2 separate regions of the Homo sapiens genome follow, and region 2 is linked to region 1. The links are chromatin loops, found by intact Hi-C in ENCODE. Cell type or tissue: left ventricle myocardium inferior. All regions are shown on one strand.

Evidence for each region. Hi-C counts contacts between places; a loop is a spot of excess contacts. Peaks named below come from ENCODE experiments on the same cell type or tissue, not always from the same donor. Only the 100,000 strongest peaks of a DNase experiment are listed, where the experiment ranks them.
Region 2: it touches region 1 in a loop (9-fold over the local background); 3 of 110 quality-filtered maps call a loop at or near these places.

The regions. Positions count from the first base shown.
Region 1 is chr4:61,552,696-61,560,695 of GRCh38, forward strand. The region is part of intron 4 of ADGRL3 (adhesion G protein-coupled receptor L3); the gene reads left to right. Among named protein-coding and RNA genes, the nearest start is that of ADGRL3, 360 kb to the left of the region's middle. In left ventricle myocardium inferior, no CTCF peak of the experiment used is centred here; no DNase peak of the experiment used is centred here; H3K27ac peaks cover 1,217 bases.
Region 2 is chr4:62,143,645-62,151,644 of GRCh38, forward strand. All of the region lies in intron 2 of ADGRL3-AS1 (ADGRL3 antisense RNA 1), which reads right to left. The region is part of intron 2 of LOC101927145 (a long non-coding RNA gene); the gene reads left to right. Among named protein-coding and RNA genes, the nearest start is that of ADGRL3-AS1, 14 kb to the right of the region's middle. In left ventricle myocardium inferior, no CTCF peak of the experiment used is centred here; no DNase peak of the experiment used is centred here; H3K27ac peaks cover 801 bases.

The DNA of each region.
Region 1 (8,000 bases):
TGGGCTCAAGTGATCCTCTTGTCTTGGCCTCCCAAGATGCTGGACTTATAGGCATGAACCACCGTGTCCCATCAGCCTTTTTAATATCAAGGCCAAGAATACACTATTAGACTTTGTATACTTAAAATATCTAAAATTGCTTCCCTGTCTAGCTTATTTCTTTGTTGTCTTGTGTCTTCTTCATATAGTGTCCTATATTCAGCTTTCTTTGTATTGGTCTATTCCATAAATATTTATGAAGGCCTTACAGTGTGTCAGACCATGGTGAGTTCCGGGAAACAAAGATATATACTATCAATCTCCACCTAGTAGTCAGGAAAACAGGTAATTTCAGTGCATGTTAAAGGTTTTTTGGCTTATTGCGCCTGAGCCATTTGAATTGTAAGTTGCCTCCAGTCACTTTTAGAAATAAGCATAGTTCGTAGGTACATATTGCACATTTGGATATGTTACTAAATTGCCTGGACAGATCTCTCTTAATCAAACTTTATATAAATGTGCTGTGAAATAAGTGAAACAGCTATTATTCCTGTATTTTCACTCTCCTTTGGTTTGAAATTCCACAGGCAAAAAGAGCATTTCTATTCAACGTAAGCATCTCTGTACCTAAAATATATAACTGAGATAAAAAATAATCATAATACAAATAAGTATAAATAAGCTTTCAATACAGTAGACAAAATGGAAAAATAGATTTTTGGGCAGATGAGAGAGATTTTCTTGAGTTCGATAAAATAATACAACTATTAATTATTCTCTCACAAACATACAATACTTCTCAGAATACTAAATGAAGCTAAAATGTATTAATGATTTAGCGTTAAAATAGATTCAGCCTCCAAGTTATGAGCCATTATTTATTTTTATTTTACCCACATGCACTTATTGATTATTGTCTGACATCACAATATAATAAGAGAAATAAGTATTATTTAGGTATTAATAACAAGTGTAGGCATAAAAGGAAACTTCAATAATTTTAATTCATTGCACATTTTTTTTTCAAGTGCTTGTCCTGTTCTAAATGTCTTGCCCAGTGGGAGTGTTTGGTTAATCAGTGGCTAGGCAACAGGATATTTTGTAGACTTGGTCCAAGCTCTCTAAACTTCTGAACTAACTCCTACAATTCACATCTTTGGGTTTTTAGTTTCTCAAGCACAGAACAGAGTTAACAACCCACTTTTAAATTAGCTTATGCAAATGGAGAGTATTTGAGCCCTGGCAATCAGAATTTACATATCAGTGGTATGTAGGGTTCTCTTTAAATTAGTGTAGGGCAATGCTCCTACCTGCCGGAGAACAGAGGAGAAAGCTTTTGAGTGAAATCTGATAAAAGAACAAAAAAAGGTAATAAGAATCTCAAAGTCAAAGCTACAGATATATACTGGAAATTAGGCTTGGGCCATTTTTTTTTTTTTTACATTTTAAATATTGGATCCTATTTGCTTATAAAAAATGTCTCTCCTAACTTAGGTATTTTATTTTATTTTATTTTATTTTATTTTATTCATTTTTTGAGACAGAGTCTTACTCTGTTGCCCAGGCTGGAGTGCAGTGGCGCATTCTTGGCTCACTGCAACCTCCACCTCCCAGGTTCAAGTGATTCTCATGTCTCAGCCTCCAGATTAGCTGGGATTACAGGCGCGTGCCACCACGTCTAGCTAATTTTTTTGTATTTTTAGTAGATACGGGGTTTCACAATGTTGGTCAGGCTGGTCTCAAACTCCTGACTTCAAATGATCCACCCGCCTCGGCCTCCCAAAGTGCTGGTATTATAGGTGTGAGCCACTGCGCCCGGCCTAGGTATTTTATTTTTATTCATATTTAAAATTTCATCCACCTGCTTTCTTACCACTATCTGTGTAGGTTTGTGTGTGTGCACTGTGTGCATGTGTATGTGACAGAGAGAGAGGGAGACAGAGGATAAAATTGATTTGAAAAAAATTGCTGAGTAGCACATGCTTTTAAACTTACAACATTCCTATACTTTAATTTCAGTGGCCATACTGAATTAAACTGTATCTCTGTGTAAGTGAAGAAAAACTTTTCTCTGTCCCCTTAGGTTATGGAGCTGGGGACTGTGAATTAAACTGAGGGAAAACAGATTGACGGAAGTTTACTTCACACACAGGGGTTTCCCAGAAAAGAAGCAAAAACCCCAAAGAGGGACTTAGACCCAGGGGCTTAAATACCTTTTTAACAAAGAGTAATAAAGTATGGAGAAGATATTAGACAAAGGAAAAGGAAGTTTGGACTGTAGCAGGTAAATTGACCAGGAAATGTATGATAAACAAGGATTGTTTAGTAAAGTTTGTCCCTCTGGTAGTAAGAGCTGTCTCATTTTCTTCTTCTTGGTATGGGAGAGAACACCTTTACCCATGTAAATTTCCTTTACGAATATTAATTTATCTTACAAAAGTGAAATTTATGCCCAGCTTTTAGGCAGAAAAGAGGAAAGCAGAGAGAGCTCCTTCTGTGTTTGCTGGTTTCTTAATTGCCTTCAGCTCAAAATAATCCTTATGCCAAAGTGGAATATTTGGGGATGGCATATTTTGATCCCCTTCATATACTTTAGAATATTATTAAAGGTTCATTAAGATAAATTTCTTCCAATTTGTATAGACCTATTTTAATTTTACCTTATTATATACCTTAGCTGTTTATCTCCCACCTAAAAGATAGCAGAAATGTTTCTCTTTGTGAGTGCAAATAACACATGAGGCTCTTTAGAAAATAAAGCCAGAATTGTATTCATTCTACTTCTGTTTCAGTAAATATTAAATGAATGCACACTATGCTCTCAGAGCTGTTCTAGATGCTGAGAACACAGCAGCCAGATGGGGATAAGTAACAGACAAAATAGCCTGCCCTCATGGGAAGGCATTTTAGTGGGAGTGTTGCAGGAAAGGGGTTCCAATCCAGACCCCGAGAGGGATCTTGGATCTCAGGGCGAGTCTGTAAAGTGAAAACAAGTTTATTAGGAAAGTAAAGGAATGAGAGAATGGCTACTCCATAGACAAAGCAGCCCTGAAGGCTGTTGGTTGCCCATTTTTATGGTTATTTTTTGATTATATGCTAAACAAGGGGTGGATTATTCATGCCTCCCCTTTTTAGACCATATAGGGTAACTTCCTGATGTTGCCATGGCATCTGTAAACTATCACTGCGCTGGTGGGAGTGAAGCAGTGAGGACAACCAGAGGTCACTCTTGTGGCTAGCTTGGTTTTGCTAGGATTTAGCCGGCTTCTTTACTACAACCTGTTTTATCAGCAAGGTCTTTATGACCTGTATCTTGTGCTGTCCTCTTATCTCATCCTGTGACTTAGAATGCCTTAGTCATCTGGGAATGCAGCCCAGTGGGTCTCAGCCTTATTTGTCCAGCTCCTATTCAAGATGGATTTGCTCTGGTTCACACGCCTCTGACAGGAGCAGAGAGAGAATAGAAGTATGAAAATATTGTTAAAAATATGCCATACCTATATTTTTATGTGCAGTGGAGAAAAACAAGGTGGGGAAGAAAGAATGGGATTGTTGATCTATTGGGAGTTTGCAAATATAAAGAATATAGTCAGAGGAGATCTCAGTGAAAAAGTGACTTCTGAGCAATGGCATATCTAGGGAAAGAACACTGGCAGAAGGAACAAGGAGTACAAAAGGCTGTGAGACAGGAGTTTGAGGAACAGCAAGGAGATCTGGTGCCACTAAGGCAGAATGAGCCGGGGGAGAGCAGCAGGGAGGGAGCAGAGTCATGGAGGTGGGAGGTGTTAGGGCAGAGTAAGGACTTTGGACCTGCAGAAAATGAGAGGGCTTTGAACATAGCAGAAACATGATTTGACTTCACTGTTTCAAAAGAGTCACTCTCCCTGCACTATGGACAACAATTTGCAGTAGGGAAGGGCCTTTCTGACTTGAAATTAAAGGTGTGGCCAAATACCTACTAAAGCTGGACTCAACAAACACAGATGCTTTGCTTACTGGGCCAGAAGATAATATGAAAAAGTAAAGATAAATGATTAAAGCAGCTGGATGTAAAATGATAAAAGGCAATAGGTACTTAACCCCGGTGACAAGGATTTGAAGGAGTTATTGAGGTTGTGTCAAGTTCAATGGTGGGTGCCCACTTTGGAGGGGTAGATGTTGCTCACCTCCAGTTTTTACAGTGTGTTAACACAGGCCCTTCTTTTTAAAAGAAGATTAGACTCTGAATTTTTATAAGTCCCCTGAGTTTTAGACATATGGACACTAATTTGTATTTTAGACTCTCTTCAGCACAAGAATGTCTGGGCCAATTAAAGCATGTCTAAGTGTGGAATTTACCAGAAAGCCTTCAGTTTGCATTTTCTAATCTACAGCAAGATAAAGCCAGTAGTTTCAACACTGGTAAACAAATCAGAGGTAAGATAAAAGATGATGGGAGAGAGATCAGTCTCTAAATTATTTTTTTTCAGGTGAAAAGTTTATAAAATTTTCTTCTTAGAAATATTTAGTCATAATTCAATAATGATTATGGCCTAAATTAAGGCAATGTTTGCCTTAATGATTTTTAATGTGCTATCAGTTTAAAATGATTCTTCACAGAAATACACATTAGAATACTTCATCCTTAAATAGCAGGAACACTCATACAAACATATAATCTAAAACAAATTTCCTTTATGAACCTATAATAGATGGATGGTTCAGTTGTTTTTATTACAAATACATCATTGATTCACAGACCTCAGGCACCAGGAATTGCTGGAATCCATAGACTCACTATGTAGTTTTAGTAAAAATAAAGCAGTAAAAGTCTATAACCCATTTATTATCAATGTGTACCCTCTAAATAAATGGGCATTTTAATGATGGCACTGCCTATTCCAGTGGATAGAGCTGCCTTACAGTGGCATTTATAAGTCATTACTAATGTAAAATTGTACAGCAGGCTGACTGCCTTTCACTCTTTAATGCTAAAGTGCTTTAGGTCTCCAGAGTTGCAATTAATAAGAGCACTCAAACACTAACCTTAGGAATTCCTCACAGGGTGTGCACTCTTTAGTGAGAAAGTATATACTTTGGCTATTTTGCTCTGAATCATTGATCAGGGTTTCAGTGTTTTTTTTTTTCTTGGTTGTTTGATTGGTTTTGTTTGTTTGTTTGTTTACAAAGTATATTAGAGAACTATGGCCCCAGCAGTTTTCATAAGAAGGGAATATAGGTTGCCTGGATAAGTATATTTACAAAACAACTCCATCGAGGTCATGTGGATCTTTACCTTCAAAATCCATTGTGCAACTTACAGCAACCTTGATATCGGGCTTGTGAAATGATTTCAAAAGTGTCTCCAGTTTTGAGAGTGTAAGAATACATATTCTGCATTTTAGTAGCTCTACTGAGTTAGTTCAAAATTTGAGATACTTCTCTGTGAAATTCCTACATATATATATATGTAGGAATCATATATATATGTATATATATATATACACATATGTAGGAATCATATATATATATATATATATATGATTTACACTGTGTCTTATCACAGTATCCTGAATTTTCTGGCTACAAAAATCTTAGGGTAGTCTACTTGAATGAAGGTTGACAGAATTGTACTTTTAAATAGTTCTTCTTATGTGTTCCTGGGATCCTTTCTTCCTTGGACTTTTCTAGTCTGCATTGGATGCTCATTTTAGTGGCCAAATAAGAAAATATGGCACTTTAAAATAGATATTTAGCTATTTGGTAATCCTCTAATCCATAATATTGCTTTCGGTTCCCACTGTCTTTTACCAATACTAGAGACCAGAGATAAAATAGATCTCTTTCTCTTTTTAGAGATCGCTCTCTCTCTACCACTTTTTATCTATCTAGATCTCTTTCTTTTTAAATATCTGTTCATTGATCTGTCTATATAACATCTATCATCTATCCATCTATCTATCAATCAATCATCTATCTGTCTGTCTGTCTGCCTGCCTGCCTGCCTGTCTATGTGTCTATTTATCTATCTATCTCTTTCACTATATCTGGCTATCTAGATTTACTGCCTTTAAAATTGCTCCAGGAACATCATCGTTATTCAAGTTTTTTCTGCAAAATCTCTTAAAATTCCTCCATGGGACCATTTTATTTTTAAAATGAATCTTATTAAGCCCTGGCAAAAACAGCATCATTTTCTAGGCCACAAAGAACATATCTGACATATAAAAATCTCTTTTAAGGTTTCATTGGGCAGATGACTTAAACTTCCTAAGTCGTTTTTTTCCTCATTGGTAAATAGGGGATCATAATACTTCAGTTATCATAAATATTAAAACAAAACACTGTATGCAAAATAGTAATTATAATAAGGATTAATGAGAATAATGCTTAGCACAGGTACTGGTGTAGAATAAGTGCTTTGCCATATTGCAGGATGATAATTATCATGTATTTTTCTATTTAAAGAAGAAATGAGACAGTTTATAGAATAAATTTAATACTGTGTTTAGCCCATAATAAGCACCTGGCAATGGTAGCAGCTTAATTCTCATCATCATCACGACCACCACCCAAACCATTGACATCTTCTTACTACATAAAATGTCAACTTTTATTCTCTGAATAATAAACAAAATCTGCTTGTAGAGAAATAACTCAGTGGATATGAATTGTTTTTAAATTCCATTTAATTTTTGTGGATGATTTGAATATCTTCTGTCAGTTGCCATTCCTTTGCCAGTCTAAGCTGCTTTTGTTTATGGCCTGACTAGATACTTAAATAAAAATTAGAAAATGAAAAAGTTTAAAAATAAAAGCTTGGACTGCACCCATCGTGGCATTTTAGTATGATTAGCCTGAATTTGGCTCTTCCTTGTGCACTAATAGTCAGTGCGTCTGACACATTGGCAGTAGGTTTTTCCAGCACAAATGTTCATGCTTTGTAATATTTTGTACTTAGCTTGTGGACATATTTGTTATGTGTTACTTTTTTTTCTGGCATGCCACAAGGGGATGAAAGTGTGACTCAAAATGTAGAGAACAAGAAAAGCATGAGCGAAATATTTGTGTCTCTCTTCTCTATTTGCTTATGTCCATACTAGTAAATATAATATACTTGCCTAAAGAAGAAATAATGGGGTACTTAGGCAAAACCATAATCATTTTTTTTTAATTCTCGTGTTATATATGTTTTATCAAATAAAAAATTAACTGAGAAGAAATAAACTATGATGCTCTGTGTGATCGTCACTCCCAGAACATACTGTTTATTTATTCATGACTATTCCCTTTACATGACATTCTCTTCTTTCTCTTTGATCCTTAACCATCCCCCACATATTCACATGAAAAAGTACTAATCCTTCAAGATTAAGCTTCAAGACTCATTCCTTCTTTAAAAAGGCTTCCCTATGCCTTACTCCTTTTCTGACCAGAGAGCATTAAAGAGACCCCTCTTTGCTTCCATTGTCTAACCTCCATACTTCTATTATGGCACTTAGCCTATTATATTGTCACTACTTATTTGCCTCGAAACACAAGAGAAACTAGGGGAACTGCTGAGTATGCCTTTATTGTTGTTTTAAACCATAATGATTAGCTTGTAATATGCAATAAAAAACTGGTTCATAAGATAATGCATGTTGAGTATAATGGTTAATAAGGTATCTTTTATGCACCTAGAAGTCACCTGAAATATAACAGCATTTCCTTTCCACTTCAAAGTAGAAATTGTAAAAAAGAATGGTAATCTGAGTATATTTGACCTTTAAGTCACCAGGAGAATCTAAATTTCCAAAGTACAAATTAATGAGTCTTGAAATTGTTCTATGATAATTGGGTTTGTCTTGTGGGAAATGGTGGGACAATCTGAGCACCTGTAGTAACTATGGGGGATACCTGCCTTTGGAGGTCATTAAGTTAGCAGGGATGGAGAAACACAGTCCTACTACATCTGCCCAACATCCAAATCCCATTGAATTTGTGGGGTTTTTATTTATTTATTTTTTTTGCCTTCCTTTAAAGAAATGGAGAATAATTTA
Region 2 (8,000 bases), 590 kb after region 1:
CAGTTTTTTGAAATATGTAACTTTTACTTTTTTTCTTAGAGTCCTCCAAATTATGTTTCAGGCTCCTTAAAAACTTTTTATCTATCCCTGATAAATATTCCTCAATAATAATTTTAAAAATCCATTTGGTTAAATGAACATGAACTCTAAGTCTTTTAACCAGAAATAAGCTATTAGGTTGATGCAAAATATTTGCATTTTTTGCCATTGAAAGTAGTGGCAACAAAGAAATAAAATTGTATTTTTGGAATAGTTTTCTCTTAAGCTCTTGATAATAAACCTGTAAGTATTAACTGCCTTACAAATGGCAAAAGAGGCCACTTGAAGGAAAGGAAATTCCTTAACAGGACTTTCCTTAGCAGGAAAGTTAGTTGCCTGGGTCATCATTTGGATAAGAAAAAAATCCATTAAAAAATGGCAGTATTATTAGTATCATATGCATAATTACATATATAAAACTTGCCATATATTGTGTGAAATATAGTTCTTTAGTATAGGAAAAATATATTGATATCTATAAAGGTAAAATTATTTTAACTCTTTCACATACATGTTATTTGATAAAATTTGCTTTCGTGTTTTTTCTTTGTCAGGTTTCATTGATACTCAAAATTCATTTCCTTTGACATAGCTCAGGAGATTTGTTAGTAAAAATCTCACCCAAATTCATAAGAATTTTCCAATAAAATATTTCAGAAATGAAACATTTTGAAAGAATTGGTCAATTATCACTTTCTGCTAGATAGAGCATGATAGTTTGGTGTATATTTTAATATATCAGTGATATAGTTTGGATATTACTCCCCACCCAAATCTCGTGTTGAACTGTAATCCCCAGTGTTAGATGTGAGGCCTGGTGGGAGGTGTTTGGGTGACAGGGGCAAATCCCTTATGTCTTGGTGCTGTCCTCTAGATAGCGAGTGAGTTCTCTTGAGGTCTGGTTGTTGTAAAGTGTGGCACCTCCACTCCCAACTCTCTCTCTTGCTCCTGCTTTCGTCATATTAAGTGCCCACTCCTGCTCCACCACCTGCCATGATGATAAGGTTCCTGAGGCCTCCCCAGAAGCAAATGCCATTGCCAAGCTTCCTGTACAGCCTGCAGAACTGTGAGCTAATTAAACCTCTTTACTTATAAATTACCCAGTGTTGGGTATTTCTTTATAGCAATGCAAGAAAGGCCTAATACAGAAAATTGGTACTAGGAGTGAGGCATGGCTATTAAGATATCTGAAAATGTGAAAGCAAATTAGGAACTGGGTAACAAGCAGCAGTCCAAAGAGTTTGAATGGCTCAGAAGACAGGAAGATGAAGGAAAGTTTGGAACCTCTTAGAGACTGGTTAAGTGGTTGTTACCAAAATGCTGATTGTGATATGAACTTTGAAGTTCAGGCTGCTGAGGTCTCAGATAGAAATCAGAAATGTATTGGGATCAAAGATTATGCATATTATTTCTTAGTAAACAGCTTGGCTGCATTGTGTTTATGCCCTAGAGATCTGTGGAAGTTTGAAGTTGAGAATGATGACCTAGAGTATCTGGTGGAAGAAATTTCTAAGCAGCAAAGTGTTCAAGATGTGGCCTGGATGCTTCTAACAACCTATGCTCAGATGTAGGCACAAAGGAATGACTTACATTTGGAACTTACATTTAAACAGGAAGCAGAGCCTAAAAGTTCAGAAAATTTGCAGGCTGATCATGTGGCAAATAAATAAAAACCTTTTACAAGAGAGAAACTCAAGCAGGCTGTTGAGCAACCATTTGCTAGAGATATCTGCATAACTGAAAAGGAGCCAAATGCTAATAGCCAAGACAATGGGAAAAAGGTTTCAGTGACATTTCAGAGAACTTCCTGGCAGCCCTTCTTACCACAGGCCCTGAAGCCTAGGAGGACTGAATGGTTTTGTAGGCCAGGCCCAGTACCTTGCTAGCCTGCACAGCCTTGAGACACGGCTCCCCAAATTCTGGTCACTCTGGCCCCAGCCTCAGCTCAAAGGGGCACTGGTAAAACTTGGGCCATCACTTCAGAGGACACGAGCTATAATCATTGGCAGATTCCACATGGTGTTAAGCATGTGGGTGCACAGAGTGCAAGAGTTAAGAAGGCTTGGTAGCCTCTGCCTAGACTTCAGAGGATGTATAGAAAAGGCTGGTGTTCAGGCAGAAGGCTGCTGCAGGAGTGGAGCCCTCACAGAGAACTTCTAGTAGAGCAGTGGGGAGGGGAAATGTGGGTTTGGAAGCCCACAGAGTCCCCAGTGGGGTATTGCCTAATGAAGCTGTGAGAAGGGGGCCACCATCATCCAGAACCAAGAATGGTAGATCCATTGGCAGCTTGCACTCTATGCCTGGAAAAGCTGCAGGCACTCAGCTGTAGCACTTGAGAGGAGCCATGGGGCTACATCCTGCAAATTCACAGGGGAAGAGCTGCCCAAAGCCTTGGGAGCCCACCCCTTGCATTAACGTGCCATGGATGTGAGGCATGGAGTCAAAAGAGATTATTTCAGAGCTTTAAGATTTAATGACTGTCCTGCTAGTTTTCGGACCTGTGTGAGCTCTAGTCCCTTTCTTTGCCTGACTTCTTTCTCTTGTAATGGGAATGTTTACCCAATGCTGGCACCCTCATTGTATCTTGGAAGTAAATGACTTGTTTTGATTTTACAGGCTCACAGGTGGAAGGAACTCATTTTCAGATGGGACTTTGGACTTGGGACTTTTGATTGAGTTGTTGCAGAAATGAGTTAAGATTTTGGGGAATTGCTGAGAAGGCATGATTGTATTTTGCCATGTGAAAAGAATAGGTAATTTGGGGGAAGACAAGGGTAGAATGATATAGTTTAGGTATTTGTCCACACTGAAATTTCATGTTGAATTGTAATCCCCAATGTTGGAAGTGTGGCCTGGTGGGAGGTGTTTAGGTCATGGGGGTTGATCCCTCATGTCTTGGTGCTGTCCTCTCAATAATGAATGAGTTCTCTCAAGATTTGGTTGTTGTAAAGTGTGGTACCTCCACCCCCAACTCTTTCTCTTGCTCCTACATTCACCATGTCAAGTACCTGTTCCCACTTTGCCTTCCACCATGATTGTGAAGTTCCTGAGGCCTCTCGGAAAGCAGATGCCAGCACTATGCTTCCTGTACAGCCTGCAAAACTGTGAGCCAATTAAACCTCTTTTCTTATAAAGTACCCAGTCTCAGGTATTTCTTTATAGCAATGCAAGAACAGCCTAATACAATCAGTAAATATGTCAGATTCTACAATGAGGCTACTATAATGTGAAGATATTTTTCTTAATCATTTACATTTACAAATAGACTAAAATTCTTGTTTTATGTTATTGTCTTAGTTCATTTTGTGCTGCTATAACGGAATACTACAGACTGGTAATTAATAAACAACAGAAGTTTATTTGGCTCATGTCTCTGGAGATTGGGAAGTCTAAGACTGAGGGGCCTCATCTAGTGAAGGTCTTGCTATGTCATAACATAACATGGTGGAAGTCATCACATGGTGAAAGCATGTGTAAAAGAGGAAGACAGGAGAACTCATACTCTTATCAGGATCCCACTCCCACAATATCTAGCCCTCTCCCAGGATAACAGCACTGATTATCTTAGAAGGGTCTCAACTCTCAGGACTGTTGCATTGGGGATTACATTTCAAACACGTGGATCTTGGGAGACACATTTAAACCACAACAGTGATGTTTTGAATAATAAATATACATCTACAAATGTGTTTCTTCCACCTGGCAATGCCTTCTTCTGATAGTTTTATTCTGCAAATTTCAATTATTCAAATAAAATTTCCTCATTGGCCCTCTTTAACACTTTTTCCTCTGAAATCTTATATTACTTGTTGCTTTACAAATACTCTTTAAAAATTATTCCACACTGGTATCTAAATTCTTCCTTTTTTCCCAGTCTTATCTTCCCAATTGGCTTTTAATTTCCATCAGGAAAGGATCCATGTGTTTTGACTTCTTGGTACTGCTCACAGTAATACGTAAATAATTAAGATTTAATATAATTGGGTTTAATTTAATTTCATGTAGATTCCAATTGATTTTTCCAATTAGATGTGTGAGATTTTTATTCATTAAAATACGCAATTATACTAGCATCCATTTTTACTTGTCCAAAGAATGAGCTAAGATTTAAGTTATATTTTGCGATCTTGAGATACATTTCATATGCTCTTCGTTGAATCACTTTTCTATTCATCTTCAAATTCCAGCTATAAAATATGATATGCAATTGTCTTAGCTCAGATTGATCACAAATCCTTGTTCTACAAGATACCATGTATTCATATATTCATAAAAATATCAACAGAAATAATATATTAATAAATATTTAAGTATGTAATTTCAGAAAGAGATGGTAATGTATCAGGACAGATTTTAGTTAGGAGACACAATATGCTTATCCGAGCACAAAGTTGGTTTTTATCAATTGATGTTAGTTTTTGATTATATACTATATGTAAGTTCTCTATTTATAATTATAATTTTCTCATTAATAATAATAATAAATCATACCTATATTGTACCTTGAAATTATCAAAGCCCCTTTCATTTCCACCTCATTTTCTCTCTTTCTCTTTTTCTCTTTCTTTTTCCCTGTTCTTTTAGTCTCTGTCTCTCCTTCAGAAAAAATATCAGTTACTTAGCAGGACATATATTATTGTTTCCATGTTACAGGTTGGAAATGAAATTTCAAAGGAATAAGTTATTTTTTATGGTCTTATAGCTAATAATTATTAATAATTGATATATGTAGGATTGGGATCCCAAGGTTTAACTCCTAATCATGTGACTTCAGACAAAAAAACGTAGAAATAACAGTTTTTCTGGATTGTTACATGGGGTCTTAGGCAATTTGAGTCATTATAACAAAGTACCATAAACTGGGTAGTTTTAAACAACAGAGATTTATTTTGCAGAGTTCTAGAGGCTACAAGTCTGACATCAGGGTGCCAGCATGGTTAGGTCCCAGTGAGGGTCCTCTTTTGAGTAGATTGCTGCCATTTTATTGTCTCATCACAGGGTGAAAAACAATGTGAGCTAGCTCTTTGGCCTATTTTTATAAGGGCTCTAATCCCATTCATGAGGGTTCCACCCTCATAATGTAACTACTTCCCAAAAGCCCTATCTCCAAATACCAGGATACTGGGGATTCGATTTTAACATATGAATTTTGGGGGAAAATGAACATTCACTTTATAACACATAGAGAGTGAGGTAGTCTGGATAAATGATCTAGCGTGTTCACTCATAAATGTTATTTTCATGCTCCTTTTCTAAGCCTTTTCTATTATAACAGCAATGCAGTTTGTAACTTTAAGAATTATTCCATGTAGAATGTAAATTGATATAGCCATTATAGAAAGCAGTGTGAAGGGTTGGGCATGGTTGCTCATACCTCTAATCCCAGCACTTTGGGAGGCCTAGGTGGGAGGATTGCTTGAGCCCAGGTGTTTGAGACCAGCTTGAGAAACACAGAAGGGCCTGGTCACTACAAATAATAAAGGAAAATTAGCCAGGCATGGAGATACATGCCTGTGGTCCCAGCTAGTCAGGAGGCTGAGGTGATAAAGGCTGCAGTGAGTTGTGATCGTCACCACTGCACTCTAGCTTGGGCGACAGAGTGAGACCCTGTCTCAAAAAAAAAATCACCAAAACCAACCAACCAAACAAAAAAACACACAACAACAAAAACAGTGTAAAGTTTCCTCAAAAAATAAAAAATACAACTACCATATGATCCAGAAATTCCACTACTATTTACCCAAAGGAAATGAAATCAGTACTTTGAAGAGATATCTACATTCCTATGTTTATTGCAGCAGCATTCACAACACACAAGATATGGAATCAACCCAAGTGTCCACCAGTGAATGAATGGATAAAGAAAACATATATAGGCAATGGAGTACAATTCAGCTGTAAAAAATAATGAAACCCTGTCATTTTCAGCAACATGAAGGAAACTAGAGGACATGTTAAGTGAAATAAGCCAGGCACAGAAAGACAAATAGCACATAATCTCACTCATTGCGGAATCTAAAAAAAATATACATCAATAGAAATAGAGAGTAATATAGTGATTTCCAGAGGTTGGGGAGGGTTGGGAAAGAGGGAATGGGGACAGATTGATCAATGGGTACAAAATTACAGTTACGTGGGAAGAATACATTTTGGTGTTCTATAGCACAGTAGGGTGAATATAGTAAACAATGTTATGGTGTATATTTCAACTACAAGAGAGGATTCTAAATGTCTCATCACAAAGAAATGATAAATGTTTGAGGTGATGAATATGCTAAATACCATGCTTTGATCATTATACAATGTATACATGTGTTGAAACATCACACCGTACTCCATAATATGTATAATTACTATGTGTGAATTATAAACAAAATATCATTCCATGTAATGTGAGGAAATTGTTTCTCTTTGAAAAAAATGTAGCTATCAACAATACTGGTAAAAGCAGATGAAGAAGCAAAATATCAAAAACCCATAATCCTGCAAGAGCCTTAACAAGATTAAATATTTGATTATTTCTAGGACACAGGACCTTTTAAAACATTTCCTGTTGTTCTTTGGATGGTCCACTGTGGGTAGTTTGAAACAGTCTACGAGACTTCTCTCTGTATCAAAGGAAGCAATGAGATCAGAGTAAAAATATCAGAGAAAGATTTTTTAAAATGAATTAAGGAAGGTAAATCCAAGCAGAGTTTTTATAACATTCACAAAAGCATGTAGCTTTGTGTTAAATCGTGTTTTTAAAAAATATTCTCTTCTTGCTTCGTATCTTTGAGTCAGAAAGCTGGATGTGTGTCTAAACAAACTAGGCAATGCTAATACCAAGAATCCCGGAAAATGTGCTAAATTCACTATTCTATGTAAGTTTGCTCAGATGGTGGAGAAAGTGCATTAACCAGTACTGCAAACTGAATCTTTTGTGTGTGTGTGTGTGTGTGTGTGTGTGTGTGAGAGAGAGAGAGAGAGAGAGAGAGAGAGAGACAGAGAGAGAGAAACAGACAGAGAAAGAGAGAGAGAGAAGATATTTGAAAAAAATACAAGAAATAAAGAAAGAAATATTCAAGGAAATAGATAGCATGAATGAAAAGCAATCTAAACTTCAGGTAGCAATGAACACACTTACAGAATGCAAAAGGCTCTGGAAAGTCTCAGCAATAGAATTGAACAAGTAGAAGAAAGAATCTGAGCTCAAAGACAAGGTCTTTGAATTAACCCAATTCAACCAAGACAAAGAAAAAAGAATAAGAAAATACAAACACAGCCTCCAAGAAGTCTGGAATTATGTTAAATGACCAAACATAACAATAATCAGTGTTCCTGAGAAAAAAGATGAATCTAAAAGTTTGGAAAACATATTTGGGGGAATCATTGAGGAAAATTTCCCCATCTTTTCTAGAGGCCTAAACATCCTAACACAAGAAGCACAAAGAATACCTGGGAAATTCATCACAAAAAGATCATCACCTAGGCACATTGTCATCAAGTTATCTAAAGTTAAGATGAAGGAAAGAGTCTAAGAGCTGTGAGACAAAAGCACCAGGTAACTGTAAGGAAAACCTATCAGTTTAACAGCAGATTTCTCAGCAGAAACCCTACAAGTTAGAAGCGATAGGAACCCTATCTTCAGCCTCCTCAAACACGACAATTATCAGCCAAGAATTTTGTATCCAGTTAAACTAAGCTTCATATATGAAGGAAAGATATGGTGTTTTTCAGAAAAACAAATGCTGAGAGAATTGGCACTACCAAGCCACCACTACAAGAACTGTTAAAAGGAGCTCCAAATCTTGAAACAAATCCTGGAAACACATCAAAACAGAACCTCTTTACAGCATAAATCTCGCATGACCTATAAAACAAAAATACAATTTAAAAAACATAAACAAAAATTTAAAAACCAAGGTATACAGACAACAAATAGCACGATGAATGGAATGGCACCTCACATCTCAGTACTA